Linked DNA regions of Homo sapiens: region 1 is linked to region 2. A link is an interaction called in ENCODE POLR2A ChIA-PET data of the cell type or tissue named here. Cell type or tissue: Panc1. All regions are shown on one strand. Each heading gives the region's core, and the rest is flanking DNA. Links, peaks and the distances in the headings are about the cores only. Region 1 has its middle 20 kb from the start of ZNF780A. Region 2 holds the start of LOC124904722 (a long non-coding RNA gene).

Region 1 (15,863 bases), core at 3,944-11,943, 150 kb before region 2:
CAGTAGGGGCGGCCGGGCAGAGGCGCCCCTCACCTCCCGGACGGGGCGGCTGGCCGGGCGGGGGGGCTGACCCCCCCCACCTCCCTCCCGGACGGGGCGGCTGGCCGGGCGGGGGGCTGACACCCCCACCTCCCTCCCGGACGGGGCGGCTGGCCGGGCAGAGGGGCTCCTCACTTCCCAGTAGGGGCGGCTGGGCAGAGGCGCCCCTCACCTCCCGGACGGGGCGGCTGGCCGGGCGGAGGGCTGACCCCCCCACCTCCCTCCCGGACGGGGCGGCTGGCCAGGCGGGGGGCTTACCCCCCCACCTCCCTCCCGGACGGGGCGGCTGGCCGGGTGGGGGGGCTGACCCCCCCATCTCCCTCCCGGACGGGGTGGCTGGCCGGGCTGAGGGGCTCCTCACTTCCCAGTAGGGGTGGCCGGGCAGAGGCACCCCTCACCTCCCGGACGGGGCGGCTGGCCGGGCGGGGGGCTGACCCCCCCACCTCCCTCCCGGACGGCACGGCTGGCCAGGTGGGGGGCTGACCCCCCCACCTCCCTCCCGGATGGCACGGCTGGCCGGTCGGGGGGGCTGACCCCCCACCTCCCTCCCAGATGGGGCGGCTGGCCGGGCGGGGGGTTGACCCCCCCCACCTCCCTCCCGGACGGGGTGGCTGCCGGGCGGAGATGCTCCTCACTTCCCAGATGGGGTGGCTGCCGGGCGGAGAGGCTCCTCACTTCTCAGACGGGGCGGCTGCCGGGCGGAGGGGCTCCTCACTTCTCAGACGGGGTGGTTGCCAGGCAGAGGGTCTCCTCACTTCTCAGACGGGGCGGCCGGGCAGAGACGCTCCTCACCTCCCAGACGGGGTCTCGGCCGGGCAAAGGCACTCCTCACATCCCAGATGGGGCGGCGGGGCAGAGGCGCTCCCCACATCTCAGACGATGGGCGGCCAGGCAGAGACGCTCCTCACTTCCTAGATGTGATGGCGGCTGGGAAGAGGCGCTCCTCACTTCCTAGATGGGATGGCGGCCGGGCGGAGACGCTCCTCACTTTCCAGACTGGGCAGCCAGGCAGAGGGGCTCCTCACATCCCAGACGATGGGCGGCCAGGCAGAGACGCTCCTCACTTCCCAGACGGGGTGGCGGCCGGGCAGAGGCTGCAATCTCGGCACTTTGGGAGGCCAAGGCAGGCGGCTGGGAGGTGTAGGTTGTAGTGAGCCGAGATCACGCCACTGCACTCCAGCCTGGGCACCATTGAGCACTGAGTGAACGAGACTCCGTCTGCAATCCCGGCACCTCGGGAGGCTGAGGTTGGCGGGATCACTCGCGGTTAGGGGCTGGAGACCTGCCCGGCCAACACAGCGAAACCCCGTCTCCACCAAAACCAGTCAGGCGTGGCGGCGCGTGCCTGCAATGGCAGGCACTGGGCAGGCTGAGGCAGGAGAATCAGGCAGGGAGGTTGCAGTGAGCCGAGATGGCAGCAGTACAGTCCAGCTTCGGCTCCGCATGAGAGGGAGACCGTGGGGAGAGGGAGACAGAGGGAGAGGGCTGTTTTTTTTTTTAGAGATGGGGTCTAGCTATGTTGCCCAGGCTGGTCTCCAACTCTTGGCCTCAAACAGTCCTCCTGCCTCAGCCTCCCAAAGTGTTGGGATTACAGGCATCAGCCACTTTGCCCTCATAAAGGGTTGTTTGAGAAAGGTTAGTATGGGTAATGACTCACAAGTCTCTCACATGAGCAACTGGATTGGTCATGGTGGTGTTTATTGACACTGACAAACTGAAGAGGCTGTGGTTTGGGTGTAAAGGTAAGAGCACACTCTATTTAGCACATGTAGTTTGCTCTGTCTTTAAGGCACCTGCATCATACATGTGGCTAGTCATGTATCATATACACATATGTATGGGTAAAGCTCAGATGGAAGGTTTGCTTTGAGAAGGCTGTCAACAACATATATTAGTAAGAGAACTGTGAAAGTTGTCAGAATCGAAACGGAGTCACTAATGTTAAGAAAACTGACATATCATGGGCCAGGAATAGTGGCTCACACTTGTAATTCCAGCACTTTGGGAGGCCGAGGTGGGAGGATTGCTTGAGACCAGGAGTTCAAGATCAGCCTGGGCAACATAGTGAGACCCCCCCATCTCTACAAAACATAAAAAAAATAGCTGGGTGTGGTGGCAGGTGCCTGCAGTTTCAGCTACTTGGGAAGCTGAGGCAGGAGGATTGCTTGAGCCCAGGAGTTTGAGGCCGCAGTGAGCCATGATCACACCACTGTACTCCAACCTGGGTGGCAGAGTGAGATCCTGTCCCAAAAGAAGAAAAATGAAAACTCTGACAAATCAAGCATGGGGAGAACATGAAGAGAAGGTTTTCATGCTTGTATGCCTGATCACAAAAACTGTCACAAAAGACTACAAAAACCACAACTTTGCACAAAGTCCACCATAACCTTATACAAATAATACTTCTGCAAGGACATCTGCTCAACAATTCCCTGTCCAGTCTCAGACTTGTTATTGATCTTTGTAGCCAAGGATAATTATTTCAAAACAATTATGTAATCCTCCTCATTTTTTCATTTAAAAACCCTTGTCTTCCTTTATCTCCCTGAATTTGCACATATTTCACTATGGTATACAGATTCCCATTGCAATGCTCTATTGCTAAACAAATATCTTTTCTTTCAGAGAGACTCTTTCTGTTTGTTAAATAGGTTGACATATATGGTGTTTGAAACAGGACCTGAAAAAGTTCACTAGCAGAAGAAATGGTGACCAGGCATAGTGTCTCACACCTGTAATCCCAGCACTCTGGGAGGCTGAGGCGGGCAGATCACCTGAGGTTGGGAGGTCCAGACCAGCCTGGCCAACATGGTGAAACCCCGTCTATACTAAAAATACAAAAATTAGCCGGGTGTGGTGGCGAGCACCTGTAATCCCAGCTACTCGAGAGGTGGAGGCCGGAGAATCGCTTGAACCCGGGAGGCGGACATTGCAGTGAGGCGAGATCACGTAGCTGCACTCCAGCCTGGGTGACAGAATGAGACTCAGTCTCAATAAAAAGAAACAACAACAACAAAAACAACCAAAACAAAAAGAAGGAAATGGTGATACTTGGAACCAGTGAGCAGTATTTACTGAGTCACTTCCCTGGCTCACCTTTTCTGCCCTGGTGATGGGCAAATTACAAGTGATCCTCCCTCCTTCTGTTGGAGGCTTTTTGACTTTATTTGGGGTCTTGTTTGGATAAGGTCATTTTTATGAAAGACCATACATCCCTCCTGAAATAAGACTTTTTGTCTTTTCTGGTAAGTCCTTCCGGGTATAGAGACAAGTATCTTTCTGCATTGAATACTCTAGGTTTCTAAAGTATTTACATCCTGTCTGCGAGGTACATCTTCTCTGGTCTGTGCACCTTCTCTGGTTTAATATTTTGTTTGATCTGCACACCTGGGTTAAAATATTTGGAACATTCTTATCTTGGTTTCCTTCTATTTGGTTTGACTCTTTTTCCTTGCTTGTTTCTGAAAATCTTACAGGAGCAAAAGTAAATATTCTAAATGATGGATGCACGAGGGCTACTTTACAGCTACCAGGGCAGACACCACCATCTAAAACACTGGTCTAAACTCCTGAATTTGTCCGGGTGCGGTGGCTCAGGCCTATCATTCCAGCACTAGGAAGCCGAGGTGGGTGGATCACCTGAGGTCAGGAGTTCGGACTAGCCTGGGCAACATGGTGAAACCCCGTCTCTACTAAAAACACAAAAATTAGCTGGGCATGGTGGCGCAAGCCTGTAATCCCAACCACTCGGGAGGCTGAGGCTGGAGAATCACTTGAATCCAGGAGGTGGAGGTTGCAGTGAGCCAACATGGCGCTGTTGCACTCCAGCCTGGGCAACAGAGCAAGACTACATATCAAAAAAATAATAAAATAAAAAAATAATAATTTTTAAAAAACTTCTGAATTCCCTTACAGGACTTAGAAGATTTTCTTTGCTCCCAGGAGATGAATAAGAAACAAAATGGCATTCTCAAGACTATACTTTCAGGGATCATTTCTATAGTTTGTTACTAGAGAAGTTTCTCTGAACGTGTAGAGCACCGAGGCATGGGCAAGGACTTCATGTCCAAAACACCAAAAGCAATGGCAACAAAAGCCAAAATTGACAAATGGGATCTAATTAAACTAAAGAGCTTCTGCACAGCAAAAGAAACTACCATCAGAGTGAACAGGCAGCCTACAAAATGGGAGAAAATTTTCGCAACCTACTCATCTGACAAAGGGCTAATATCCAGAATCTACAATGAACTCAAACAAATTTACAAGAAAAAAACAAACAACCCCATCAAAAAATGGGCGAAGGACATGAACAGACACTTCTCAAAAGAAGACATTTGTACAGCCAAAAAACACATGAAAAAATGCTCATCATCATTGGCCATCAGAGAAATGCAAATCAAAACCACAATGAGATACCATCTCACACCAGTTAGAATGGCGATCATTAAAAAGTCCGGAAACAACAGGTGCTGGAGAGGATGTGGAGAAATAGGAACACTTTTACACTGTTGGTGGGACTGTAAACTAGTTCAACCATCGTGGAAGTCAGTGTGGCGATTCCTCAGGGATCTAGAACTAGAAATACCATTTGACCCAGCCATCCCATTACTGGGTATATACCCAAATGACTATAAATCATGCTGCTATAAAGACACATGCACACGTATGTTTATTGTGGCATTATTCACAATAGCAAAGACTTGGAACCAACCCAAATGTCCAACAATGATAGACTGGATTAAGAAAATGTGGCACATATACACCATGGAATACTATGCAGCCATAAAAAATGATGAGTTCATGTCCTTTGTAGGGACATGGATGAAATTGGAAATCATCATTCTCAGTAACCTATCGGAAGAACAAAAAACCAAACACCGCATATTCTCACTCATAGGTGGGAATTGAACAATGAGATGGCACATGGACACAGGATGGGGAATATCACACTCTGGGGACTGTGGTGGGGTGGGGGGAGGGGGGAGGGATAGCATTGGGAGATATACCTAATGCTAGATGATGAGTTAGTGGGTGCAGCGCACCAGCATGGCACATGTATACATATGTAACTAACCTGCACAATGTGTACATGTACCCTAAAACTTAAAGTATAAAAAAAAAAAGAAAGAAAGAAACAAAATGGCATTCTCAAACATGAATAAGGCATGCCAGATTTTCTGGGACCCACTATAGTTGGCACATATTATGGCCTGTTCTTGTGCACATTTTTACATTGATGGGCAAATTACAGCAAGGAAAATTCAGAGCTTAGATGGTCATTGTTAAAAAAAAATCTGCAACTATAGAGTTAACATGTAGAGTCTTCTAAGCTATCTCTCTAATTTTTTCTCTGCCTACTTGGAATCTGCTGACCTTTCTGCTGGTGTTGAGATAAAACTCACTGCTTATGGCATTCCAATCAAGATTTTTAAAAGAAGAAGTTTTAAAGGGCTTTTGAATTAATAGCTTTAAAATTACAACTCCGTGGTAACCAACAACCGAGACACCTTTTAGAAATACAAATTTAGGCTGGGTGTGATGGCTCATGCCTGTAATCTTAGCACTTTGGGAGGCCAAGGTGGGCAGATTGCTTGAGGCCAGGAGTTTGAGACCAGCCTGGCCAACATGGCAAAACCTGTCTCTACCAAAAATACAAAAATTAGCCAGTGTGGTGGCCCATGCCTGTAATCCCAGGTACTTGGGAAGCTGAGGCATGAGATTCACTTGAACTCGGAAGGCAGAGATTGCAGTGAGCAGAGATTGCATCACTGCACTCAAGCCTGGGTGACAGAGTGAGACTCTGTATCAAAAATAAATAAATAAATAAATTTGGAGTTGTCTGACTAACAATTGTGTATGATGATAAAACACTTATTTGAAAAATTAGTAATCTAAAAGAAAAAGGAATAGATAAATGTTTTTAAAGCTTAGGCTCTCAGATCAAACAAGATAGAAAGGAACCAATAAGTAGGAGAGAGGAATGTGAGAAAAGGTAGGAATATGAAGATGTATTTTTCGTAAGGGAGGTTAAAAAATAGAAGAATAATTTTGTATGAGAAAGAATCTTTTCATGGTAAATTTTTGTCCTAAAGTAAAATGACTGGTTATTTAAGAAAAAGGAAGTATAGGACAAAGTAGAAAGTCCAAGCATGTTGTCAATAGTCTAAATAAATTGTGATAAAGTTCATGAAAAGAAAATTTATTTGGCTGGGCATGGTGGCTCACACCTATAATCCCAGCACTTTGGGAGGCCAAGGCAGGTGGATCACCTGAGGTCAGGAGTTCGAGATCAGCCTGGCCAACATGACGAAACCCTGTCTCTACTAAAAAAATACAAAAATTAGCTGATTGTGGTGGTGAATGCCTGTAATTCCAGCTACTCAGGGGCCTGATTGAGGAGAATCGCTGGAACCCAGGAGACAGAGGTTTCAGTGAGCCAAGAGCACACCACTGCACTCCAGCCTGGGCAACAGAGTGAGACTGTGTCTCAATAGAAAAAAAAAAAGAATTTTGTGTGGGATCAACTTGGCTGTAATTTAGTCTTTCTAAAGACTGAAGTTTGATATTGATACAGTTTGGTTCTGTGTCCCCACCCAAATCTCATCTTGAATTGTTATCCCCATGTGTTGTGGAGGGACCTGGTTCATGGGGGTGGGTTTACCCCACGCTGTTCTCATGATAGTGAGTGAGTTCTCACACAATCTGATGGTTTAAAAGTGTGGCACTTTCTTTATCTCTCTCTCCTGCAGCCATGCAAGACGTGCCTTGCTTCCCCTTCACCTTCTGCCATGATTGTAAGTTTCCTGACACCTCCCTGGCTATGCAGAACTGTAAGTCAATTGAACCTTTTTTTTAAAAAAAAATAAATTACCCAGTCTCAAGTAGTTCTTTATAGCAGTGTGGAAATGGACTAATACAGATATTAAAAATGCTGGCTGGGCATGGTGGCTCATGCCTGTAATCCCAGCACTTTGGGAGGATCACTTGAGGTCAGGAGTTCGAGACCAGCCTAGCCAACATTGCGAAACCCTCCCTCTAGTAAAAATACAAAAATTAGCTGGGCATGGTAGTGGGTGCCTGTAGTCCCAGCTACTCAAGAGGCTGAGGCGGGAAAATTGCTTGAACCCAGGAGGTGGAGGTTGCAGTGAGCTGAGATGGCACCACTGCACTCTAGCTTGGATGACAGAGCAAGACTCTGTCTAAACAAAAAAAAAAAACAAAAAAAAAAGAAAGAAAAAAAGAAAAAAAAGCACTAATGCAAAACTAAAAAAATTTAGTCCTCTATGTTAGAATAAGTTTTTCTTAAAGTATTGATTTGCTCTATATAAAATTACAAGAGGTTCTGGTTTTTAATTCTGAAATCTGTTTAACAACCATCTTTCTATATTATTTCTATTTCTTCCTGAGATATAATTAACCTCCCTAATTTCAGGTTCGAAATGCTATCTTTTTCATTCAGAATGTGATTTTATTCTCAAGGTAAATTGTTTTCTTTTTGGAACTTCTCAGATTTATTTATGAGAAGTTCATCCTTCGCTGTATCTCACTGCATGTGATGTGATGGTCATACATCATTGCCTTCTGTTCTTTCTCCCCTTGAAATGGTATATCATTTTTGCTTGGCTGAGGTGATAACTTTCTCATTCAACCTTTTTTTTTAAATTGCTGTAACTTCCCTCACCCCCCACCCCCGGTTTTAATCCTACTGTTATGGCCCAATGCTGAAATGTTTATCTTGCAGGTCAAGAAAAGCAATGTTTTCTTCCAGTATAACTTGATTCTGTACTCTTGGCTTTTCTTGATGTGTCTGAATTGCTTCGTGTAACCGGGAAACTTCCCATGCTGTTACTAAGAGCTATGTTTTCCCCCCTGCTCAAGGTACTAGTTTTCTTATTTACATTCCTCTATAATATAGTGTTTACTCATAGCCTTGGACAAACTCTTCCTGTGTCTGATAAAATTCAAGTACCCTTTTCATTAGATTTGACTTCCAGCTTGCCTAAACATGCTTCCCATAAGGAAAAACAATTAGAATACAAGAAGTTTTTAATTTAGCTTTTTGTAACTGGTCTTAAACAAAACCCCAAAGATTTTACATTTTATCAAGACAATTCCTACGTTGTCTTTATTAGGTTTTTGATTACTTAGAAAAACTGAGCTTTGAAAGGGTTAAAGTTTTCATATCCATGAAATTTTCTGTATTGTTTTTGAAGCCTTTTGATTATCACTCTGGTTAAATGAATAACCATGATTTTACAGTGATGTGTGATTCTGTTTTGATAAATTGGGAGCCTTTATGGCTAGTCTAAGTTTTTGTTACTTACAGTAATTGTTTTGAATTCTTCTCTAAAAACATTTATAATCAGCCATGGTTCAAAATTGCTTTTCAAGAAAGCAACTCTAACACGTACCCTTGAACAGACTTTTTTTTTTTTTGGTGACAGGGTCTCACTCTGTCACCCAATTTGAGTGCAGTGCCATGATAATAGCTTACTACAGCTATGAACTCCTGTGATCAAGTAATCTACCCATCTCAGACTCCCGAGTGGCTGGGACTATAGGTGTCCACAGCTGTGGTTGGCTGGTTTTATTATTTTTATTTTTTTGTAGAGAGGGGGGTCTCACTATGTTGTCTAGGCTAGACTTGAACTCCTGGCCTCAAGTTATTCTCCTGCTGTGGCTTCCCAAAGTACTGGGATTACAGGTGTGAGCCACTGCACCAGGCTTGAACACAGATTTCTGACAGCTTTAAGATCAATGGATTAAATAAAAATTTCAAGAACTCTAATAAAGAAACTGATGGACTCATAAAACTATTAATTGGTCCCTCTCCCTCTCCCTCTCCCTCTCCCTCTGTCTCCCTCTCCCTCTCCCTCTCCCTCTCCCTCTCCCTCTCCCTCTCCCTCTCCCTCTCCCTCTCCGTCTCCCTCTCGCTCTCCGTCTCCCTCTCGCTCTCCGTCTCCCTCTCGCTCTCCCTCTCCCCACGGTCTCCCTCTCATGCGGAGCCGAAGCTGGACTGTACTGCTGCCATCTCGGCTCACTGCATCCTCCCTGCCTGATTCTCCTGCCTCAGTCTGCCGAGTGCCTGCGATTGCAGGCACGCGCCGCCACGCCTGACTGGTTTTGGTGGAGACAGGGTTTCGCTGTGTTGGCCGGGCCGGTCTCCAGCCCCTAACCGCGAGTGATCCGCCAACCTCGGCCTCCCGAGGTGCCGGGATTGCAGACGGAGTCTCGTTCACTCAGTGCTCAATGGTGCCCATGCTGGAGTGCAGTGGCGTGATCTCGGCTCACTACAACCTACACCTCCCAGCCGCCTGCCTTGGCCTCCCAAAGTGCCGAGATTGCAGCCTCTGCCCGGCCGCCACCCCGTCTGGGAAGTGAGGAGTGTCTCTGCCTGGCCGCCCATCGTCTGGGATGTGAGGAGCCCCTCTGCCTGGCTGCCCAGTCTGGAAAGTGAGGAGCGTCTCCGCCCGGCCGCCATCCCATCTAGGAAGTGAGGAGCACCTCTTCCCAGCCGCCATCACATCTAGGAAGTGAGGAGCGTCTCTGCCCGGCCGCCCATAGTCTGAGATGTGGGGAGCGCCTCTGCCCCGCCGCCCCATCTGGGATGTGAGGAGCGCCTCTGCCCGGCCGAGACCCCGTCTGGGAGGTGAGGAGCGTCTCTGCCCGGCCGCCCCGTCTGAGAAGTGAGGAGACCCTCTGCCTGGCAACCACCCCGTCTGAGAAGTGAGGAGCCCCTCCGCCCGGCAGCTGCCCCGTCTGAGAAGTGAGGAGCCTCTCCGCCCGGCAGCCACCCCATCTGGGAAGTGAGGAGCATCTCCGCCCAGCAGCCACCCCGTCCGGGAGGGAGGTGGGGGGGGGTCAGCCCCCCACCCGGCCAGCCACCCCATCCGGGAGGGAGGTGGGGGGTCAGCCCCCCCGCCCGGCCAGCTGTGCCATCCGGGAGGGAGGTGGGGGGGTCAGCCCCCCGCCCGGCCAGCCGCCCCGTCCGGGAGGTGAGGGGCGCCTCTGCCCGGCCGCCCCTACTGGGAAGTGAGGAGCCCCTCAGCCCGGCCAGCCACCCCGTCCGGGAGGGAGATGGGGGGGTCAGCCCCCCCACCCGGCCAGCCGCCCCGTCCGGGAGGGAGGTGGGGGGGTCAGCCCCCCGCCTGGCCAGCCGCCCCGTCCGGGAGGGAGGTGGGGGGGTCAGCCCTCCGCCCGGCCAGCCGCCCCGTCTGGGAGGTGAGGGGCGCCTCTGCCCGGCCGCCCCTACTGGGAAGTGAGGAGCCCCTCTGCCCGGCCAGCCGCCCCGTCCGGGAGGGAGGTGGGGGGGTCAGCCCCCCGCCCGGCCAGCCGCCCTGTCCGGGAGGGAGGTGGGGGGGTCAGCCCTCCGCCCGGCCAGCCGCCCCGTCTGGGAGGTGAGGGGCGCCTCTGCCCGGCCGCCCCTACTGGGAAGTGAGGAGCTCCTCTGCCCGGCCAGCCGCCCCGTCCGGGAGGGAGGTGGGGGGGTCGGCCCCCCGCCCGACCAGCCGCCCCATCCGGGAGGGAGGTGGGGGGGTCAGCCCCCCGCCCGGCCAGCCGCCCTGTCTGGGAGGGAGGTGGGGGTGTCAGCCCCACGCCCAGCCAGCCGCCTCGTCCGGGAGGGAGGTGGGGGGGTCAGCCCCCCGCCCGGCCAGCCGCCCCGTCCGGGAGGGAGGTGGGGGGGGTCAGCCCCCCTGCCCGGCCAGTGGCCCCGTCCGGGAGGTGAGGGGCGCCTCTGCCCGGCCACCCCTACTGGGAAGTGAGGAGCCCCTCTGCCCGGCCAGCCGCCCCGTCCGGGAGGGAGGTGGGGGTGTCAGCCCCCCGCCCGGCCAGCCGCCCCGTCCAGGAGGGAGGTGGGGGGGGTCAGCCCCCCCCGCCCGGCCAGCCGCCCCGTCCGGGAGGTGAGGGGCGCCTCTGCCCAGCCACCACCCCGTCTGGGAGGTGTGCCCAACAGCTCATTGAGAACGGGCCAGGATGACAATGGCGGCCTTGTGGAATAGAAAGGCGGGAAAGGCGGGGAAAAGATTGAGAAATCGGATGGTTGCCGTGTCTGTGTAGAAAGAAGTAGACATGGGAGACTTTTCATTTTGTTCTGCACTAAGAAAAATTCCTCTGTCTTGGGATCCTGTTGATCTGTGACCTTACCCCCAACCCTGTGCTCTCTGAAACATGTGCTGTGTCCACTCAGGGTTAAATGGATTAAGGGCGGTGCAAGATGTGCTTTGTTAAACAGATGCTTGAAGGCAGCATGCTCGTTAAGAGTCATCACCAATCCCTAATCTCAAGTAATCAGGGACACAAACACTGCGGAAGGCCGCAGGGTCCTCTGCCTAGGAAAACCAGAGACCTTTGTTCACTTGTTTATCTGCTGACCTTCCCTCCACTATTGTCCCATGACCCTGCCAAATCCCCCTCTGTGAGAAACACCCAAGAATTATCAATAAAAAAATAAATTAAAAAAAAAAAAAAAAAAAAAAAAAAAAACTATTAATTGGGATCAAGAACAACAAAAAATTAATTACATAAAATTAAGTAACTGATAAAGATAATGTTTTATAACTTTTATTTAAAACATCCTTTACTTAAATGTTTTGTTTCCCAGATTTAAGGACATTTTATTTCATAAGGTATAGTTTACAACAATTTGTAAATAAGTATATTGTACTTTTGTCAACAAACATGGAAGCATTTGCTTTTTCTCTCTACTTGATTTCTCCAAAATTCAGAAACCACTTGTGAGTATTCTTGTTTTCATTTACATAAGTTTAATAAAGACCTGCTTTCTTTATAACCAGATTGCAATTTGAAACATTGGCTCTATTACCAAGGTTTTTGACTGAAATGCCACATTTAAGAATGTACACTAGATGCCTAGCTTCAGGAGTTCCCAGTCTTACAATGAGTGATTAAAAATGGTCACTTCCTGGCAGGCCCAACAACCTTAAGATTCTTAGTAAAATCTAACATCTGCCTAGGTTTGGCTTCCTAATCTCAAAAGGTTTTTAAATCTGAGATGTTTTTTCTGCTTCCACTTCCTGGGTTCAAGTGATTCTCCTGCCTCAGCCTCCCAAGTAGCTGAGATTACAGGTGTGTGCCACCATGCCCAGCTAATTTTTTGTATTTTAGTAGAGACAGGGTTTCACCATGTTGGCCAGGCTGGTCTGGAATTCCTGACCTCCAGTGATCCACTCACCTTGGTCTCCCAAAGTGCTGAGATTACAGGCATCAGCCACCATGCCCTGCCAAATCTGAGATTTTTATATTATCAATGTAGAGGGAAAAACTTTGTTTCAAAGAAAAACTATAATACACCCATTATTAGATTAGACTGTAGCCCTGTGCATTAGTTTCAAGTTTTTGTCATCTACCTATAGACTAGACCCATTCATGAATTCTCCTAATTTTTTTCAATATTTGGCTACAACTCTCCAACTGAAAACAAAATCTGCTCTATTCCTAAAGCCCTATAAGCTGAAACTAGATGAATTTTCAGGAACAAGCCTCATGCCTGATGTATGGACCATACAAAAAGTTCACCAAACCACCCAATGTCATGCCCAGACATTCAAACTACCAGTCAGGAGGAGAAGTTGATGTTGTTATGTTGTAAACAGCTTTCCCCAAGGCTCCCCTTAATGTTACCGTTTTCACTTATCAGGATAATGGTGTAATTAGTCCACACTCACACTGCTATAAAGACATACCTGAGACTGGGTAATTTATAAAGAAGAGGTTTAATCAGCTCATGGTTCTGTGGGCTGTACAGGCTTCTGTTTCTGGGGAGGCCTCCGGAAACTTACAATCATGGTGGAAGGTGAAGGGGAAGCAGGCACATCTTCACATGGCTGGAGAGAGAGAGAGAGAGGGCGTAGGTGGGGAGGTGCTACACATTTTTCACGAGAACAGCAAGGGGGACAGGGGGAAGTCCGCCACCTCCCACCAGGCCCTTCCTCCAACACTGGGAATTACAATTTGACATGAGATTTGGGTGGGGACACAGAGCCAAACCATGTTATGGTGTAAATGAAATTTTACGTTCAACAGCTTCTGCTGGTAACTTAAGAAATCTTTTTTTTTTTTTTTTTTTTTTGAGACGGAGTCTCGTTCTGTCGCCCAGGCGGGAGTGCTGTGGCGCGATCTCCGCTCACTGCAAGCTCCGCCTTCCGGGTTCACGCCATTCTCCTGCCTCAGCCTCCCGAGTAGCTGGGACTACAGGTGCCCACCACTGCGCCCGGCTAATTTTTTGTATTTTTAGTAGAGACGGGGTTTCCCCGTGGTCTCGATCTCCTGACCTCGTGATCCGCCCGCCTCGGCCTCCCAAAGTGCTGGGATTACAGGCGTGAGCCACCGCGCCTGGCAGAAATCTTAACCTAAGAAATCCTTTAGCATCTATTGGTTAAATAAGAAAAGGTCTGTACTATTGCTAATACTATTACATGCTGTACCTGGATAGATTCCTCTGGGAAAGTTGAGACGCATATACACAAAATAAGAAAACAGGCCACATGGTTACAATAGGTCTCATCTAATTTTCTATGGTCACTTGATATATTCAATTAGTTGTCTTTAAGCCTAGGTTCATGTCTCAAGACCATTATGCAAACTGGGATTGTCATACTGCAGTTAGTTTTACTTTGTTTTTGTCCCTTTTAAAAACTTTGTATTTGTTACTTGTTAATTTTGCAGAATACAACTCCTAATAAAATAATGCTAGCCAAGCACTTTCAGATGATTACCAAAAAACTACAGAACAGACAAAATAGAATTTAGTAATGGATTCCACGTAGACTTGGCATAACAGCCACTCCTTTGAAATCTCCCTTGTTGTTTAAATGTGGCTCAAAGGGTTTTCACACTGATTCCTAGTCACCAATCACTTCCCTCAATGTGGGTCAAGACCAGCAACTGCAACAGGTTCATGTCAGCATTAAGGGACATAAAAATTTAACTACAGGATGATTGATCAGTGATGTTTTTGGAGAAAGATCTTGAATGAAAGAGGGAAATGTGAAAGTTTCCAGAATCAAAATGGAATCACTAATGTTAAACAAATCCTGACAAATAGAGTTGGATGAAGAGGGCTATGAAGAGGGGATTCTCAGCTTGTATGCCTGATAACAGAAAAGACTTTGCAAAACTCACAATCGAGCTGGGCAAGATGTCGTGCATCTACAGTCCCAGGTATTTGGGAGGTGAGGCATGAGGATCACTTGAGTTGTGTCTAAACAAAACAAAACAAAACCAAAACCTTGCACAAAGGCCGTTGTAATCTTACACAAAAGAATACTTCTGCAAGGACATCTGCCCAACAACTGCCTGTCCGACCTCAGACTGACATCACACTTGTTATTGCCCATGAGGTTGAGGCTGCAGTGAGCCATGATAGTGCCACTGCACTCCAGCCTGAGTGACAGTGTAACATCTTTTTTCAAAAGATAAAAAAAAAAAAAGATTTATGAAAGTTCCAGGCTATTATTTACCTAACCTTATGTCTTTTTTCCCATACATTTTATTTCAGTGCAACATTCACAAAGGAGAGAGTTCAAATCGTAAGTGTACAGACCTTCACATTTTCATAATTTGAATACTCTCCTGAAAACAAAATCCAGATTAAGAAACAGAGTAATACCAACATCCCAGGGTCTACTTTCATGCCATAATAAAGTCACTAATCCCAAAGGTTACCACTATCCAAATCTCTAAAACTGTAGATTAGTTTCATTGTGTTTGAGCTTTGTATAAATGGAATCACACAGTACATATACTCATTGTGCCTGACTTCTATGGCTCAACATTATGTCCTGAAACTCATACATACTATTGCATGTAGTTGAAATTTTTAGTTTCTTTCTTTTTATTTATTTATTTATTTATTTATTTATTTATTTATTTATTTATTTTGAGACAGAGCTTTGCTCTTTTGCCCAGCCTGGAGTGCAGTAGTGCAATCTCGGCTCACTTCAACCTCTGCCTCCCAGGTTCAAGTGATTCTCCTGTCTCAGACTCCCGAGTAACTGGGACTACAGGCATTCGCCATCACGCCCAGCTAATTTTGGTACTTTTAGTAGAGATGGGGTTTCGCTATGTTGGCCAGGCTGATCTCGAATTCCTAACCTTAGATGATCTGCCCGCCTCAGTCTTCCAAAGTGCTGGGATTACATGCATGAGCCACCATGCCCAGCCAGTTTTTATTTTCATATCACTGTATTTTTCCACTGTCATAACAGCACTGTTTTTGTGTATGTCTTTGGGACACTTAGGCACAACTTTTTTGAGAATACAGTTTTGTCTTTACTTCAGTTTTGTAATCTCTACTCTTTCCCATTGGTCTATTTGTCTAACTCTGTGCCATTGCTACATTATCTTAATTATAAAGGCTTTTAAATAAGCCCTCCAGCTCTGTTCTTTTCTTCAGTTTCTCTTCAATGAACTTTTCTTCATCTCTGATCTTTCCATTTCCATTTTGGAATCAGCCTATACATTTTCACAAACAATCCTGCTGGAATTTTCACTGGGGTTGCATTTAATGTATATATCTATTTGGAAGGATTGATATTTTTTAAAAATTGAGTATTTCAATCTTTTTTTTTTTTTTATTTGCCCAGGCTGGAGTGCAGTGGCACAATCTCAGCTCACTGCAACCTCCACCTCTTGGGTTCAAGCGATTCCTCAGCCTCCTGAGTAGCTGGGATTACAAGTGGCTGCCACCATGCCCATCTAACTTTTGTATTTTTAGTAGAGACATGGTTTCATCATGTTGGCCAGGTTGGTCTTGAACTCTTGACCTCAGGTGATCCGCCCACCTTAGCCTCCCAAAGCGCTGG
Region 2 (15,863 bases), core at 3,338-11,337:
TAGGGATTCTTAGTCGGCCTAGGAAATCCAGCTAGTCCTGTCTCTCACTATGAATATTCTAGTACATTTCTTTGGACAAACTTACGTATTCATTTCTTCTGAAAATAGATCCCCCTCCCAAAGAAAAACAAAAACAAAAACAAAATAGACCCAAGTGTGGAATTGCTGGTCGTAGGGCAGGTATGTGTTTAGCTTTAGTAGACACTGTCAGACTGTATTAATTTACACTCCCACCATTTGTATGTATACTCTTGATATTTTGTGTGTTTGGACATTGTTTTCTATTTGGTGGATGGATCATGGGTTGTCACACGAGACACCACTTGCGCATTCACTTTTGGCCAGGAAAATTCCAAACCATGATCTCATAACAGCCCTCAGAGGTAGGTTTGCTTTTCCTCATTTTACAAATGAAACTGAGGTGCAGACAGGGGAAAGCCACTTCCATTAAGTTACAAAGAGAATTGGTGGCTCCTGCTCAGTGGAGATCACTGAGTAGGGAGGATCACTCTGCTGGGAGAACCCAGAGATTCATTAGATCTGGCTCCTGCCTTTCTTAAAGTCCTAGTGTCTGTGTTTCCACAAAAAAAAGGAAAACGACAATGACAATAAATCTTTTTGTTTTCCTCTGCATGAGCAACTCTTAATTCTGTAAGTTTTTTTTTTTTTTTTGAGACAGAGCCTTGCTCTGGCGCCCAGGCTGGAGTGCAGTGGCACAGTCTCGGCTCACTGCAACTCTGCCTCCCAGGTTCAAGTGATTCTCATGCCTCAGCCTCTGGAGCAGCTGGGACTACAGGCGTGGGCCACCACACCTGGGTAATTTTTTGTATTTTTAGTAGAGACGGAGTTTCGCCATGCTGGCCAGGCTAGTCTCAAATGCCTAACCTCAAGTGATCTACCCTCCCAAGCCTCGAAAAGTGATGGGATTATAGGCGTGAGCCACCGTGCCTAACATGGGCAATTCTTAATTCTGTATCCCAGGTTTCTACCTTACACCCAAAAGGCAACCTTGATTTTTACTTGAGACTTAGAATCTATTACTTAAAATGGAATCCATCATCTTGCCCCTGGCCTCCCATCCTCCCTGTTTCCAGGCTTCAGACTGAAACTCATCTGAGAGCTTTGCCTTTATTCCCCTAAGCCCAAATAATTGCCAGGTTCTCTCTGGCCCCTTTGGTAATGACAAATCAGTGTATCCCTTTGGAATTTTTATGGATAATAATCATAAATAACCATTTCCTGAACACTGACTATTGTCAACTAAGACAAAAATCAGGCCAAGTGCTCATTCCTGCTCCTATAATCATCTCAGCACTTTGGGAGGTGCAGGCAGGAGGGTTGCTTGAGCCCAGAAGCTCAAGACCACCCTGGGCAACATAGTGAGACCAAAAAATGTTTATAAAAATTAACCCAGCATGGTCGTGCGCCCGTAGTTCCAGCCACTCAGGAGGCTCAGGGGGGAGAATCACTTGAGCCTAGGAGGTCAAGGCTGCCAGTGAGCCAAGATTGTGCCACTGCACTCCAGCATGGGCGACAGAGTGAGAGACCCTGTCTCAAAAAAAAAAAAAAAAAAAAAAAAGGAAAGAGAAAAACCTACTTTTAGAGAATTAAAGTTAGTTTGATTCAGAAGTCTTACTGAGGATCACAACCTGGGAGAGTCTTTCAAAGTAACCGTTGGACTGCTCCGGAGGGTTTCAGCCTGCGGTTTTTATACAGGTGGCTGCAGCTCATGTTCTCAGAAGTTACATGAGAGCAAAATCCCATCAAGGTTTGGGTGTGACACATAATCATTAATCCTCTTCGATATTTTCCTACACACGGGCAGAGGCAAGGGCTAGGATCAATGAACTTTTCTTTTCTTTTTTCTTTTTTTTTTTTTTTTTGAGACCCAGTCTCCCTCTGTCACCCAGGCTGGAGGGCAATAGCACAATCTTGGCTCACTGCAACCTCTGCCTCCTGGGTTCCAGTGATTCTCCTGCCTCAGCCTCCCAAGTAGCTAGGATTACAGGTGTCTGCCACCACGCCCGGCTAATTTTTGAACTTATCTTTTCCAAAATACAGTGATTTGGGCCGGGTGCAGTGGCTCACGCCTGTAATCCCAGCATTTTAGGAGGCCGAGGCGAGTGGATCACCTGCAGTCGGGAGTTCGAGACCAGTCTGGCCAGCATGGTAAAACTCAGTCTCTACTAAAAAATACAAAAAATTAGCTGGGCGTGGTGGCGTGTGCCTGTAATCCCAGCTACTCGGGAGGCTGAGGCAGAAGAATTGCTGGAACCTGGGAGGCGGAGGTTACAGTGAGCCAAGATGGCACCATTGCACTCCAGCCTGGAGACAGAGCAAGACTCCCATCTCAAAAAAAAAAAATCTCTTTTCTTAGAAATTTGAAAAAAAGGCCGGGTGTAATGGCTCACATCTGTAATCCTAGTACTTTGGGAGGCTGAGGCAGGTGGATCACTTGAGGTCTGAAGTTTGAGACCAGCCTGGCCAACATGGTGAAACCCGTCTCTGTTAAAAATACAAAAATTAGCCTGACATGGTGGCATGTACCACTGTGGATTCTAAGTCCAATTTATCAATTTTTTCTTTTATGAATCATGCTGTTGGTGTTGTATTTTTAAAAACCTTAGCCTGGTGAAAACTCACAAAGTTTTTTTAAATGTTTTCTTCAGAAGTTTGATAGTTCGATTGGCTGGGTGTGGTGGCTCACATCTGTATTCCCAGCACTTTGGGGGGCGAAGAAGAAGTTTGATAGCTCGATATTTCACATTTACATCTATGTTCCATTTCGAGTTTGTTGTTGTTGTTTTTGAGACAGAGTCTCATTCGGCCGCCCAGGCTGGAGTGCAGTGGTGCGATCTCAGCCCACTGCACCTCTGCCTCCAAGGTTCAAGCGATTCTCCTCCTTCAGCCTCTGGAGTGGCTGGGATCACAGGTGCCTGCCACCACGCTCGGCTAATTTTTGTATTTTTAGTAGAGATGGAGTTTCACCATGTTGGCCAGGGTGGTCTCGAACACCTGACCTCAGGTGATCCACCTACCTGCCTCGGCTTCCCAAAGTGCTGGGATTCCAGGCCTGAACCACTGTGCCTGGCCGAAGTTTCATCTTTTTGCATGTGAATACCCAGTCGCTCCAGTACCATTTATTGAAAACATTATCTTTTCCCACTGAAATGCCCTGCAGCTTTGTCAAAAATCAGTTGATTATGCATGTGTGTACATCTATCTGTGGACTCTTGATTCTGTTCTGTTGATCTAATTTTCTTTCTTTTTTCTTTTTTTTTTTTTTTAAAGATGGAGTCTCACTCTGTTGTCAGGCTGGAGTGCAGTGGCACAATCTCGGCTCACTGCAACCTCCGCCTCCCGGTTTCAAGAGATTCTCCAGCCTCAGGCTCCCGAGTAGCTGAGACTATAGGCGTGCGCCACCACACCCGGCTAATTTTTGTATTTTTAATAGAGACGGGGTTTCACCATATTGGCTAGGCCTGTTGGCTAGGATGTTCTTGATCTCCTGACCTCGTGATCCCCCAACCTGAGCCTCCCAAAGTGCTGGGATTACAGGCGTGAGCCACCGCACCCGGCCAGCATTAAATCTTATAATCTATGAACCTGGTATATCTCCCTATTTATTTATTTATTTATTTATTTATTTAATTTATATTTTGAGAGGGAGTCTCGCTCTTTCACCCAAGCCAGAGTGCAGTGGCGCTATCTCGGCTCACTGCAAGCTCTGCCTCCCAGGTTCACGCCATTCTCCTGCCTCAGCCTCCCGAGTAGCTGGGACTACAGGCGCCCACCACCGCACCTGGCTAATTTTTTGTATTTTTAGTAGAGACGGGGTTTCACCGTGTTTGCCAGGATGGTCTCGATCTCCTGACCTCGTGATCCGCCTGCCTCGGCCTCCCAAAGTGCTGGGATTACAGGCGTGAGCCACCAACGCCCGGCAATCTCCCAATTTATTTAGCCATTCCTTAACTTCTACCAGCAATGTTTTTTAGTTTTCAGTGTATAGGTCTTGTAAATCTTTTGTCAGGTTATCCCTATGTATTTCATATTTTATGATATTATAAATGTTATTAAAATTTTTTAAATTTCTGATTTTTGTTTCCTTATGCTTAAAAATATGATTGACTTTTGCACATTATTCTGTGATCTTGTAAAAATCATTTATTAGTTTTAGGAGTTTCTGTAGATTTCCTGGAGTTTTTTTTGTGACAACTATGTCATTAGTGAATAAAGACAGTTTTATTTTTCTTCCTTTTCAATCGACATTACTTTTGTTTCCTTTTCCTACTTATTACATCGGCCAGGACTTTCAGTACAATATTGACTAGGAGTGGTGAATGCAAACATTCTTTTCTTTGTTCTCAATCTTTGGTGGAAAGCATTTAGACTTCTAACATTAAGTGTCTTTCAAAATGCCCTTTTAGCAGATTAAGGAAGTTTCTTTCTCTTCTTAGTTTGCTGAGTTGGTTTTTTTTTTTTAAACCCTGAATGGATGTTCACTTTTTTTTTTTTGAAATGAACCCTTGCTCTGTCACCTAGGATGGAGTACAGTGGTGCCATCTTGGCTAACTGCAGCCTTCGCCTCCTAGGTTCAAGCAATTCTCCTGCCTCAGCCTCCTGAGTAGCTGGGATTACAGGTGCCTCCTACCACACCCGGCTAGTTTTGCATTTTTAGTATAGAGACAGGGTTTCACAATGTTAGTTAGGCTGGTCTCAAACTCCTGACCTCAGGTGATCTGCCTGCCTCAGCCTCCCAAAGTGCTGGGATTACAGGTGTGTGCCACCACGCCCTGCTAGATGTTCACTTTTGTCAAGAAAATTTTGAACAGACCTTGTATTCCCAGGATAAGCCCTACTTGACCATGATGAATTGTCCTTTTTATATTGCTAGATTCAATTTGCTAATATGAGGGATACTGATTTATAGTGTTCTTTCATTGTAGTGTCTTTGGCTTCTGGTATCAAGGCAATGCTAGCCTCATAAAACAAATTGGAAAGTATTTCTCCTCTTATATTTTCTGAAAGAGAATTTTTTAGAATTCATGTTATTTCTTTCAATAATACTTGATAACATTCTCCAATAAAACTGGGCCTAGAGATTTTCGGGGGAAGATATTTAACTATAAATTTAATTTCTTTAATAGTTCTAAGACCTCTTTATCTTGTTCATCTTTGGTGAATTGTGGTAGTTTGTATCTTTCAAGGGACTGATCTATTACATGTAAGTTGTAAAATTTATAGATACTGTAGTGATATCTCTTCTATCATTCCTAATATAGGTAATTTTTGTCTTCTCTGTTTTTTTCTTGGTTCGTCTGGTTAGAGGTTTATTAGTTGTATTGACCTTTCATAAGGAAAATTTTTGGTTTCATTGATTTTTCCTGTTTTTAATTTCATTGATTTCTGCTCTTTATTTTCTTTTTCCTTCAGTGCTTTGGATTTCATTTACTTTTCTTTTTCTACAATATTAACGTGGAGGGTTAGATTTGAGATTTTCTTTCATGACATATGTGTTTGCTAATATAAATTTACCCCCTAAAAACTGCCTTAATTGCTTACATACATTTTGTTATATTTTATTTTCATTAAGTGAAAAATATTTTCTATTTCTTCTTAATACTTCTTCTTTGACTCCTGGATTATTTAGAAGTGAGTGATTAATTTCCAAATATTTGGGCATCTCCTAGACATCTTTCTGTTAATTGATTTCTACTTTAATTCTATTATGGTCAGAGAAGAGTAGCATTGTTTTGCATTTTTGCAAATCTCTTTAATGTCCAGCTTGATGGAAAACAACTGGATCTTAATGTCTGCTTTTTTTTCTGCTTTTTTTTTTTTTGAGACAGAGTCTCACTCTGTCCCCCAGGCTGGAGTGCAATGGCACGATCTTGGCTTGCTGCAACCTCTGCCTCTCAGGTTCAAGTGATTCTCCTGCCTCAGCCTCCCACGTAGCTGGGATTACAGGTGCGAGCCACTGCGCCCGGCTAGTGTTTTGTATTTTTAGTGGAGACGGGGTTTCGCCATCTTGGCCGGGCTGGTCTTGAACTCCTGACTTCAGGCAATCCTCCTGCCTCGGCCTCCCAAAGTGCTGGGATTACAGGCGTGAGCCACTGCGCCTGGCCAATGTCTGCTTTTGCATTCAATGTGCTGTGATAGTTTGTTTCGGTTAACGTATACCAAAAAAAATGTAGCCACACATATATAAGTAGTGGTAATATGGAAGTATATTTAATCTGCCACCATGAGCTTGACAGCTTCCCAAATGCTTATTGCCTTTCAGATTAGAATGATGTGGATATCTATGACTATAATTTTTCAGTATTTTATAACAAATGTTTCAACATTTGGAAAGCTGTATAACTCACTGCACCAATATTTTCCAAATTCCTGTTGCATGATGCTATAAAACTATGAATGGGTAAAAGATCCATGCAAAGTGCAATATAGACCAAGGGATTTTACTGTAATAGCATGGAAATAATTCACTGATATCGTTTCAGACACCATATTGCAACTAACCTTTAAGATACTTCCACTTGTAGAGTTTTGGTGTAATATTAAAACAAGAAGATTCCATTAATCTGATGATTATTAGCTAAATTGATTTGGGGCAAGGGCCAGTAGTCTTACTTACCATTGTTTTTGCACTATCAGTGCAAATATTAAGAGTGAAAAATTTGAATAACATCTTAGTATTATTATAAAAATAGTTTTGACCTCAGGGACCCTCTGAAGGGATCAGGGACATGCAAGGGTCTGCAGTCCCACTTTGAAAACTTCTCTACTAAGGAAAAAGAGAAAAGTCCAGTGTTTTCCTGCAGGAATTAGAAAGGTAGAGCATTGGTCCAGCCAGGAGGTTAGAGCCAAGGTGAGACCTGAAGGACAAGTACTAATTAGCTAAGAAAGGTGAGGAGAGCCAGGCGTGGTGGCTCATGCCTGTAATACCAGCATTTTGGGAGGCTGAGGTGAGCGGATCACGAGGTCAGGAGATCGAGACCATCCTGGCCAACATGGTAAAACCCCCATCTCTACTAAAAATTCAGAAAATTAGCTGGGCATGCTGGTGCACCCCTGTAATCCCAGCTACTCAGGAGGCTGAAGCAGGAGAATTGCTTGAACCCGGGAGGCAGAGGTTGCAGTGAGCTGAGATTGCGCCACTGCACTCCAGCCTGGGTGACAGAGTGAGACTCCAACTCAAAAAAGAAAAAAAAAAAAAAGAAAGAAAAAAAAACAAAGGCGAGGAGAAAGACATTCCAGACTTTAAAAAAGCAACCCAAGTGGGAGTATGTGTGGGAGACATGTAGGGTGAGAACAGGAGTTTTGGGTTGAGATAGGAGAGGAAGGCTTGAATTATAGGAAGTCTTGAATGTCACCTAAGGAGCTTACAATTTGTCCTGAGGGCAAGGGACAACCCGTGAAGGGTTTTAAGTGGCAGGGAGTGGGGGATTGGGGGAATGACTTAACAAGATTTGTGTTTGTTTAGGATGATCATGCTTACTGTGATGTAGATAGAGACTCAAAAGGATAAGACTCAGCAAAAAAACCCAGAAAGCTGTTGGAATAATCCAGTTGAGAGGTGGTTGCCAGAATCACTTGTAAAATGGTTGTGGATTTAGAAATAGATTGTTTTGAGAGATATAAAGAACATATAAGCAATGAGATTAAGAGAGTAATTAGAGCCGGGTGCAGTGGCTCATGCCTGTAATCCCAGCACTTTGGGAGGCCGAGGCAGGCAGATCACCAGAGGTCGGGAGTTCAAAACCACCTGACCAACATGGAGAAACCCCGTCTCTACTAAAAATACAAAATTAGCTGGGCATGGTGGTGAATGCCTGTAATCCCAGCTACTCTGGAGGCTGAGGCAGGAGAATCACTTGAACTCGGGAGGCAGAGGTTGTGGTGAGCCGAGATCGTGCCATTACACTCCAGCCTGGGCAACAAGAGAGAAACTCTGTCTCAAAAAAAAAAAAAAAAAAAAAAAAAAAAGAATAATTAGAAAGAAGGGTGAAAGGAAAAAAGAGGAACCCAGGATGACACTCCTAGCTTGGACTGCTGGATGATGGCATAGTGTTTGACTAGAATCTAGACATAGGAGGAGGGGCATATTGGAAGGAGAGCAATGAGGTTGAGCTAAGGTACCTGTGGGACATTCGAGTGGAAATTTTCCATAGTCAAATGGGTACATAGGACTGGAGGTGACGTACTTTCTGATTCCATTTGTATGACATTCTTGAAAACACAAGATTAAAGGAACAGAGACGAGGTCACTGGTTTCCAGGGGTTGGTGGGGAGGGATACTACAAAAGGACAGCATGAGAGAAGTTTTGGGGTGATGAAACTGTATCTTGATTGTGGAGGTGTGGGGAAAAGAAAGAGAGATCAGATTGTTACTGTGTCTGTGTAGAAAGAAGTAGACATAGGAGACTCCATTTTGTTCTGTAATCTGTAACCTTACCGCCAACCCTGTGCTCCCTGAAACACGTGCTGTGTCAACTCAGGGTTAAATGGATTAAGGGCTGTGCAGGATGTGCTTTGTTAAACAGATGCTTGAAGGCAGCATCCTCCCTAAGAATCATCACCACTCCCTAATCTCAAGTACCCAGGGACACAAACACTGCGGAAGGCCGCAGGGACCTCTGCCTAGGAAAGCCAGGTATTGTCCAAGGTTTCTCCCCATGTGATAGTCTGAAATACAGCCTCGTGGGAAGGGAAAGACCTGACCGTCCCCCAGCCCGACACCCGTAAAGGGTCTGTGCTGAGGAGGATTAGTAAAAGAGGAAGGAACGCCTCTTTGCAGTTGAGACAAGAGGAAGGCATCTGTCTCCTGCCCGTCCCTGGGCAATGGAATGTCTCGTGTAAAACCTGATTGTATATTCCATCTACTAAGATAGGGGAAAACCGCCTTAGGGCTGGAGGTGGGACATGCGGGCAGCAATACTGTTCTTTAAGGCATTGAGATGTTTTTATGTACACATATCTAAAGCACAGCACTTAATTCTTTACCTTGTCTACGATGCAGAGACCTTCGTTCAAGTGTTTATCTGCCGACCTTCTCTCCACTATTATCCTATGACGCTGCCACATCCCCCTCTCCGAGAAACACCCAAGAATGATCAATAAATACTAAGGGAACCCAGAGGCCGGTGGAGCCTCCGTATGCTGAACGCCAGTTCCCTGGGCCCCCTTTATTCTTTGTCTGTACTTTGTCTCTGTGTCTCTTTCTTTTCCAAGTCTCTCATTCCACCTAACGAGAAACACCCAGAGGTGTGGAGGGGCAACCTACCCCTTCATGGAGGTGGTTACACAAATCTATACATATCAATTTTACTGTTTTTTTTTTTTTTTTGAGACAGGATGTCTCTGTTGCCCAGGCTGGCGTGCAGTGGCACAATCTCAGCTCACTGCAACCTCCACCTCCCAGGCTCAAGTGATCCTCCCACCTTTCATGCATGTCTGTGTGAAGAGACTACTAAACAGGCTTTGTGTGAGAATAAAAGCTTTTAATCACCTGGGTGCAGGTGGGCTGAGTCCGAAAAGAGAGTCAGCCTTCTTGTCTCCAATGATTTGAGATGCAACCTTTATCATATACTAAATATCTATATGCATTTGGGTCTGCTCTGGATTCTCTATTCTGTTCCTTCATTCTGTGGTATTCATGTGCTAATACCACACTGTTTTCATTAGAGGTTTTCTGTTTTAATATCTAGTCAGGTCGGCCAGGCGCGGTGGCTCATGCCTGTAATCCCAGCACTTTGGGAGGCTGAGGCATGTGGATCACGAGGTCAGGACCTCAAGACCAGTCTGGCCAACATGGTGAAACCCCGTGTCTACTAAAAATACAAAAATTAGCTGGGCATGGTGGCACGCATCTGTAATCCCAGCTGCTCGGGATTACAAAAAACAAGAACAGCTAAGAAAGTTCTGAAAAACTCAGGAGGCTGAGGCAAGAGAATCACTTGAACCCAGGAGGCAGAGGTTGCAGTGAGCTGAGATTGTGCCACTGCACTCCAGGCTAGCGATATATATATATATATATATATATATATATATATATATATATTTATATATATGTAGTCAGGTCAGTGGTGCCTCCCTACTCTGGGAGATAGGGTGGGGGCAAAGGGAGATAGGGGTGGGGCCATTTTATAAGATTTGGGTAGGTAAAGGAAAATTACAGTCAAAGGGGTTTTGTTCTCTGGCAGGCAGGAGTGGGGGTCGCAAGGTGCTCAGTGGGGGAGCTTTTTGAGCCAGGATGAGCCAGGAAAAGGACTTTCACAAGGTAATGTCATCACTTAAGGCAAGGACCAGCCATTTTCACTTCTTTTGTGGTGGAATGCCATCAGTTAAGGCGGGGCAGGACATTTTCACTTCTTTTGTGATTCTTCAGTTATTTCAGGCCATCTGGGCTTATACGTGCAAGTCACAGAGGATGCGATGGCTTAGCTTAGGCTCAGAGGCCTGACACCACCTCAGCCTTCCGAGTAGCTGGAACTACAGGTGCACACCACCATGCCTAGCTGATTTTTTGTAGAGATGGGGTTTCACCATGTTGCCTAGGCTGGTCTTGAACTCCTGGACTCAAGTAATTCTCCTGCCTCAGCCTCCCAAAGTTCTGGGATTACAGGCGTGAGCCACCACACCCGGCCTATTTTGCTTTTTTTTTTTTTTTTTTTTTTAAAGATAAACGTGAATAGTGTCTGCTTTTCTATTATTCACAAAGGTAAACATGAACATATATAGATGGAAGGGCAATGGTTTTGGATAGGAGACTCACATAATAAAAATATCTCTCAAAAAGTTAGTTTAAAAATGTAATGCAATCCCTCCAAAAATATCATCAGGTTTTTATCTAGAATTAGAGAAGTTATTGTAAAACTTATTTGGGAGAATGAGAAAAACAAGAACAGCTAAGAAAATTCTGAAAAAGACCAGAGTAGGGAGGCACCACTGACCTGACTACACATATATATATATATATCGCTAGCCTAGAGTGCAGTGGCACAATCTCAGCTCACTGCAACCTCTGCCTCCTGGGTTCAAGTGATTCTCTTGCCTCAGCCTCCTGAGTTTTTCAGAACTTTCTTAGCTGTTCTTGTTTTTTGTAATCCCGAGCAGCTGGGATTACAGATGCGTGCCACCATGCCCAGCTAATTTTTGTATTTTTAGTAGACACGGGGTTTCACCATGTTGGCCAGACTGGTCTTGAGGTCCTGACCTCGTGATCCACATGCCTCAGCCTCCCAAAGTGCTGGGATTACAGGCATGAGCCACCGCGCCTGGCCGACCTGACTAGATATTAAAACAGAAAACCTCTAATGAAAACAGTGTGGTATTAGCACATGAATACCACAGAATGAAGGAACAGAATAGAGAATCCAGAGCAGACCCAAATGCATATAGATATTTAGTATATGATAAAGGTTGCATCTCAAATCATTGGAGACAAGAAGGACTTTTTAATCAGTGATACTGGAGTAAGCTGACAACTCTATGGAAGAATATAAAATTAAACCCATTCCTCAAACCACACAGCAGGACAAATGTGAAAAGGTCAGAGATCTAAATTTTAAAATGTGAAACCCTGTAACTACTAAATGTGAATGAATTTATTCATTTAGGTTTTAAGTTGAGACAGGGTCTGGCTCTACTGTCCAGGCTGGAGTGCAGTGGCATGATCTCGGCTCATTGCAACCTCTGCCCCTTTGGTTCAAGCAATTCTCCTACCTCAGCCTCCTGAATAGCTGGGACTACAGGCACACACCTGCACAACTGGCTAATTTTTGTAATTCTTTGGTAGAGATAGAACTTCCCAATTTTACCCAGGCTGGTCTCGAACTCCTGGGCTCAAGCAATCCTCCTGCCTTGACCTCCCAAAGTGCTGGGATTACAAGCATGAGCCACTGTGCCCGGCCAATGAATTTCTTTATAACCTGGCAGTGGTCAATTTTTTTTGCTACCTGATTCAAATTACAGAAGCAATAAAAGAAAGGACTGATACATTTGACTACATAATAATTACAATTTTATGCATGACAAAAACACAACAAGGTAAGAAAACAAAAGAACAGAATTCATAGAAAATGCAAACCCTTAAATGAACAAATGATTTATCTCATGATACTACAAATGCAACATAAAACTGTATCGAGATACCATTTCTCACCTATCAGATTGATAACATACTCTTGCCAAGGTTGTGGGAAAATTGGCACTCTCACATTGCTAGTGGGAATGAAAAATAGTACGTGCCTGCCTGGCGTGGTGGCTCATGGGCCAGGCACAGTGGCTCATGCCTGTAATCCCAGCGCTTTGGGAGGCTGAGGTGGGCGGATCACCTGAGGTCAGGAGTTCAAAACCATCCTGACCAACATGGAGAAACTCCATTTCTACTAAAAATGCAAAATTAGCCGGGCGTGATGGCACATGCCTGTAATCTCAGCTACTCGGGAGGCTGAGGCAGGAGAATTGCTTGAACCCAGGAGGCAGAGGTTGCGGTGAGCCAAGATCGTGCCATTGTATTCCAGCCTGGACAACAAGAGTGAAACTCCGTCTCAAAAAAAAAAAAGTCAAGTAAAAAAAGTAAAATAAAGAACAGTGTGAGCTGGGCGCAGTGGCTCACTTCTGTGATCTCAATAGTTCGGGAGGCTGAGGTGGGAGGATCACCTGAGGTCGGGAGTTCAAGACCAGCCTGGCCAACATGGTGAAACCCGTCTCTACTAAAAAATACAAAAATTAGCCGGGCATGGTGGCACACACCTGTAATCCCAGATACTTGAGTGGCTGAAGCAGGAGAATCGCTTGAACTTGGGAGGTGGAGGTTAGTGAGGTGAGATCGTGACACTGCGCTCCAGCCTGGGCGGCCGAGTGAGACTTGGTCTCATAAAAACAAAACAAAACAAAACAAAAAGAAGAAAACACAATGTGTATGATATGCTATAATATGCTACCTTTTGCAAAAGAAGGAAAGGGAAATGCACAGACACGCACACTTGTATATGTATGTCTTTCCCTATATTTTCAAAGAGAAATGATGGAAAGTTGAATGAAAATCCCATAAAAATGGTTACTCACAGGAGAAGGGAGGAAATGTGGAGAGGACAGGGATGGCAGCTAAAGCTCTGTGAAGATAACTTATTGTCAAGTTTTGGCTCTGGAACTGTGCAAATGTTTTACAAAATTAAAAATATTAAAGGCAGTTCCTCCCCTAGTGCTCAAATTATAGTGTCTAAATTCAATTTGGGGCCAGGCACGTGGCTCACACTTATAATCCCAGCACTTTGAGAGTCCAAGTCAGGAGGATCACTTGAATCCAGGAGTTTGAGAGCAGCCTGGGTAACATAGGGAGACCTTGTCTCTACAAACAATTTAAAAATTAGCTGGGTGTAGTGATGCACGTCTGTAGTCTCAGCTACTTGGGAGGCTGAGGCAGGAGGATCACTTGAGCCCAGGAGGTCAAGGCTGCAGTGAGCCATGATCATGCCACTGTACTCCAGCCTCAGCAACAGAGCAGGACTTTGTCTCAAAATAAATAAATAAATACAATTTGGTAATCATAGGAATTGTGGCTCTTTTAGAAATGGATGATTGTGGTTCTGGGTAGGAAATGTACCATAAACCAAGACAGCTCCCACTGGTCTAAGGTTTGACCACTTCAAATGTTAAAAATCCATGCATTCATAAGGATATTACATACACACACACACACACACACACACACACACACACGCACACACACGTTTTGGTTACCTTTAGAGAGAATGTACTAAAACTGAAAATTGAAGCATTTAAGTTGCTTTTTCTGTATTAACTACAATTTAGGGTAACCAGAGAATTAATGAGGGGATGCTTCTTTGTATAATAGCATTGTAGTTAATAAATGAAGAGAAAATAATACATTAAAAATCCCCATTTTGCAAAGCCCTGGTGAAATAATGGAACTAGACAGGTTTCCAGATTTAGCCAATAAATGGCATGGGACATATTTATACTAAAAATTAATTGTCACCTGAAATTCAAATTGAACTGGAGGTCTTGTATCTTAGTTAGCAACTCTACATCAAGGTAATGATCAACAATGGATATTAATATCATTGAGACAGATGCAGAAAAATCATTTGATAAAGTTAAACATCTATTTATGATTAAACAATTAAAAGTAGAAGGAAACTTCTTTAATACAATAATGTATACTTTCAAAAATGCTACGGTAAGCATCATACTTAATAGCAAAATATTGAAAACAGGCTGGGTGTAGTGGCTGATGCGTGTAATCCCAGCACTTTGGGAGGCTGAGGGAGGTGGATCACTGGAGCCCAGGAGTTCGAGACCAGCCTGAGCAAAAACCCCATCTTTACAGAAAAATACAAAAATCAGCTGGGCGTGGTGGCATGTGCCTGTAGTCCCTACTACTTGGGAGGCTAAGATGGAAGGATCGCTTGAGCCCAGGAGGCAAAGGTTGCAGTGAGCTTAGATTGTGCCGCTGAACTCCAGCCTGCGTGACAGAGCGAGACTCCCTCTCAAACAACAACAAAAACCAATGGAAAGTATTTTCTTTGTGATCAGAAGCAAGACTAGGATGCCCCCATCATATCTTTTATTCAATTATCTATTGGAAAGCCTAAAGAAAAGTTATAAAGATGAGAATGGAAGGAATTAAACTAATTCATAAGCAATATGATTGTATGTGTAGAGAACCCAAAAGAACCTACAAATACATTATTCAAATAATAAATCATTTTATTTATTGACTCCTGGTTTTGTGACAGGCAAGCTGGCTGACTTCCTGTTTTGATGTGGTCCAGAGAAAAAGAAGAAAAGCCCCTTACTCAAGATGTAGCTTACCTAATCTCCAGCCAATCAGCATCAAAGGCCCAAGAAGCTAGTAACCACAAGTTCCTGCTTTAGGGGCCTAGGGACTTCCCCAGGGACCTGCAAGTACAGCTAGGCTTGTTTCAACTTTTCCTTATTTTAATGCTAAAAATCATGCCCAGAGGTGATTTAAAATGCTAATGTTATATACAATGTATGAAAAAGCGTGTTGAACCACTGTGCAGGCACCAAAGAAATCCCTCCTAAACATTCAATGACAGGCACGTCACAGCAGCTAGGCCCCTATAAGACAGATCAACCTGCTCCCTTTGGGGTGCAGCCCACCCTTTTCCTTTTGCAGTGCTGACCTTTCTTGTGCACAAGCTAAAATAAACATTCTCTTTTTCTTTCTTTTTTTTTTTTTTTTTGAGATGGAGTCTTGTTTTGTCGCCCAGGCTGGAGTGCAATGGCACAATCTCAGCTCACTGCAACTTCTGCCTTCCAGGTTCAAGCAATTCTCCTGCCTCAGCCTCCCAAGTAGCTGGGATTACAGGTGTGCACCACCACACCCAGCTGTTTTTTTTCGTATTTTTAGTAGAAATGGGTTTTCACCATGTTGCCCAGGCTGGTCTTGAACTCCTGGGCTCAAGCAATCCACCTGCCTCAGCCTCCCAAAGTGCTGGGATTACAGGGGTGAGCCACCACACCCAGCAATCTCACTTGATTTCTATCCTGGAAGACTACAAGAACCAAGGATGATTGTAACATCTCCTGGTACCCCAGATGGGACCCTCATTTTAGGTCCCCACAGGAGTTAGCAAGACTTCCTGGAGGACAGAGGCAACTGACCAGGTGGTAACAAAGGTGGCCACTCTGGACCATTGCTTTGGTGTTGGTGCTTTGGAGAGTCAAGTCTGGACCCTAGGTGAGTCTGCTCTTCTTCTTCTCTCTCTCTCTCTCTCTCTCTCTCTCTCTCTCACCAGATGCCCAGTAAATGGCATGGCCAGGATTATATCTGGCCATCTCCTCTGCGTATTTCTTACCCTTTCCAA

What was found. ChIA-PET counts read pairs that join two places held together with the same protein. Peaks named below come from ENCODE experiments on the same cell type or tissue, not always from the same donor. Only the 100,000 strongest peaks of a DNase experiment are listed, where the experiment ranks them.
Region 1: POLR2A ChIA-PET joins it to region 2 with 12 read pairs; 3 of 35 experiments call an interaction of 5 or more read pairs at or near these places.

The regions. Positions count from the first base shown.
Region 1 is chr19:40,102,854-40,118,716 of GRCh38, reverse strand. It overlaps the pseudogene LOC124904803. Among named protein-coding and RNA genes, the nearest start is that of ZNF780A, 20 kb to the right of the region's middle. RefSeq lists an enhancer at 10,974-11,538. In Panc1, for the core only: no CTCF peak of the experiment used is centred there; no DNase peak of the experiment used is centred there.
Region 2 is chr19:39,952,661-39,968,523 of GRCh38, reverse strand. LOC124904722 (a long non-coding RNA gene) reads left to right here and starts at 8,502. Exons shown (of 2, transcript XR_007067261.1): 1 at 8,502-8,656; 2 at 9,023-9,204. LOC124904720 (a long non-coding RNA gene) reads left to right here. Exons shown (of 3, transcript XR_007067260.1): 3 at 3,292-4,266. RefSeq lists an enhancer at 8,183-8,992. In Panc1, for the core only: no CTCF peak of the experiment used is centred there; no DNase peak of the experiment used is centred there.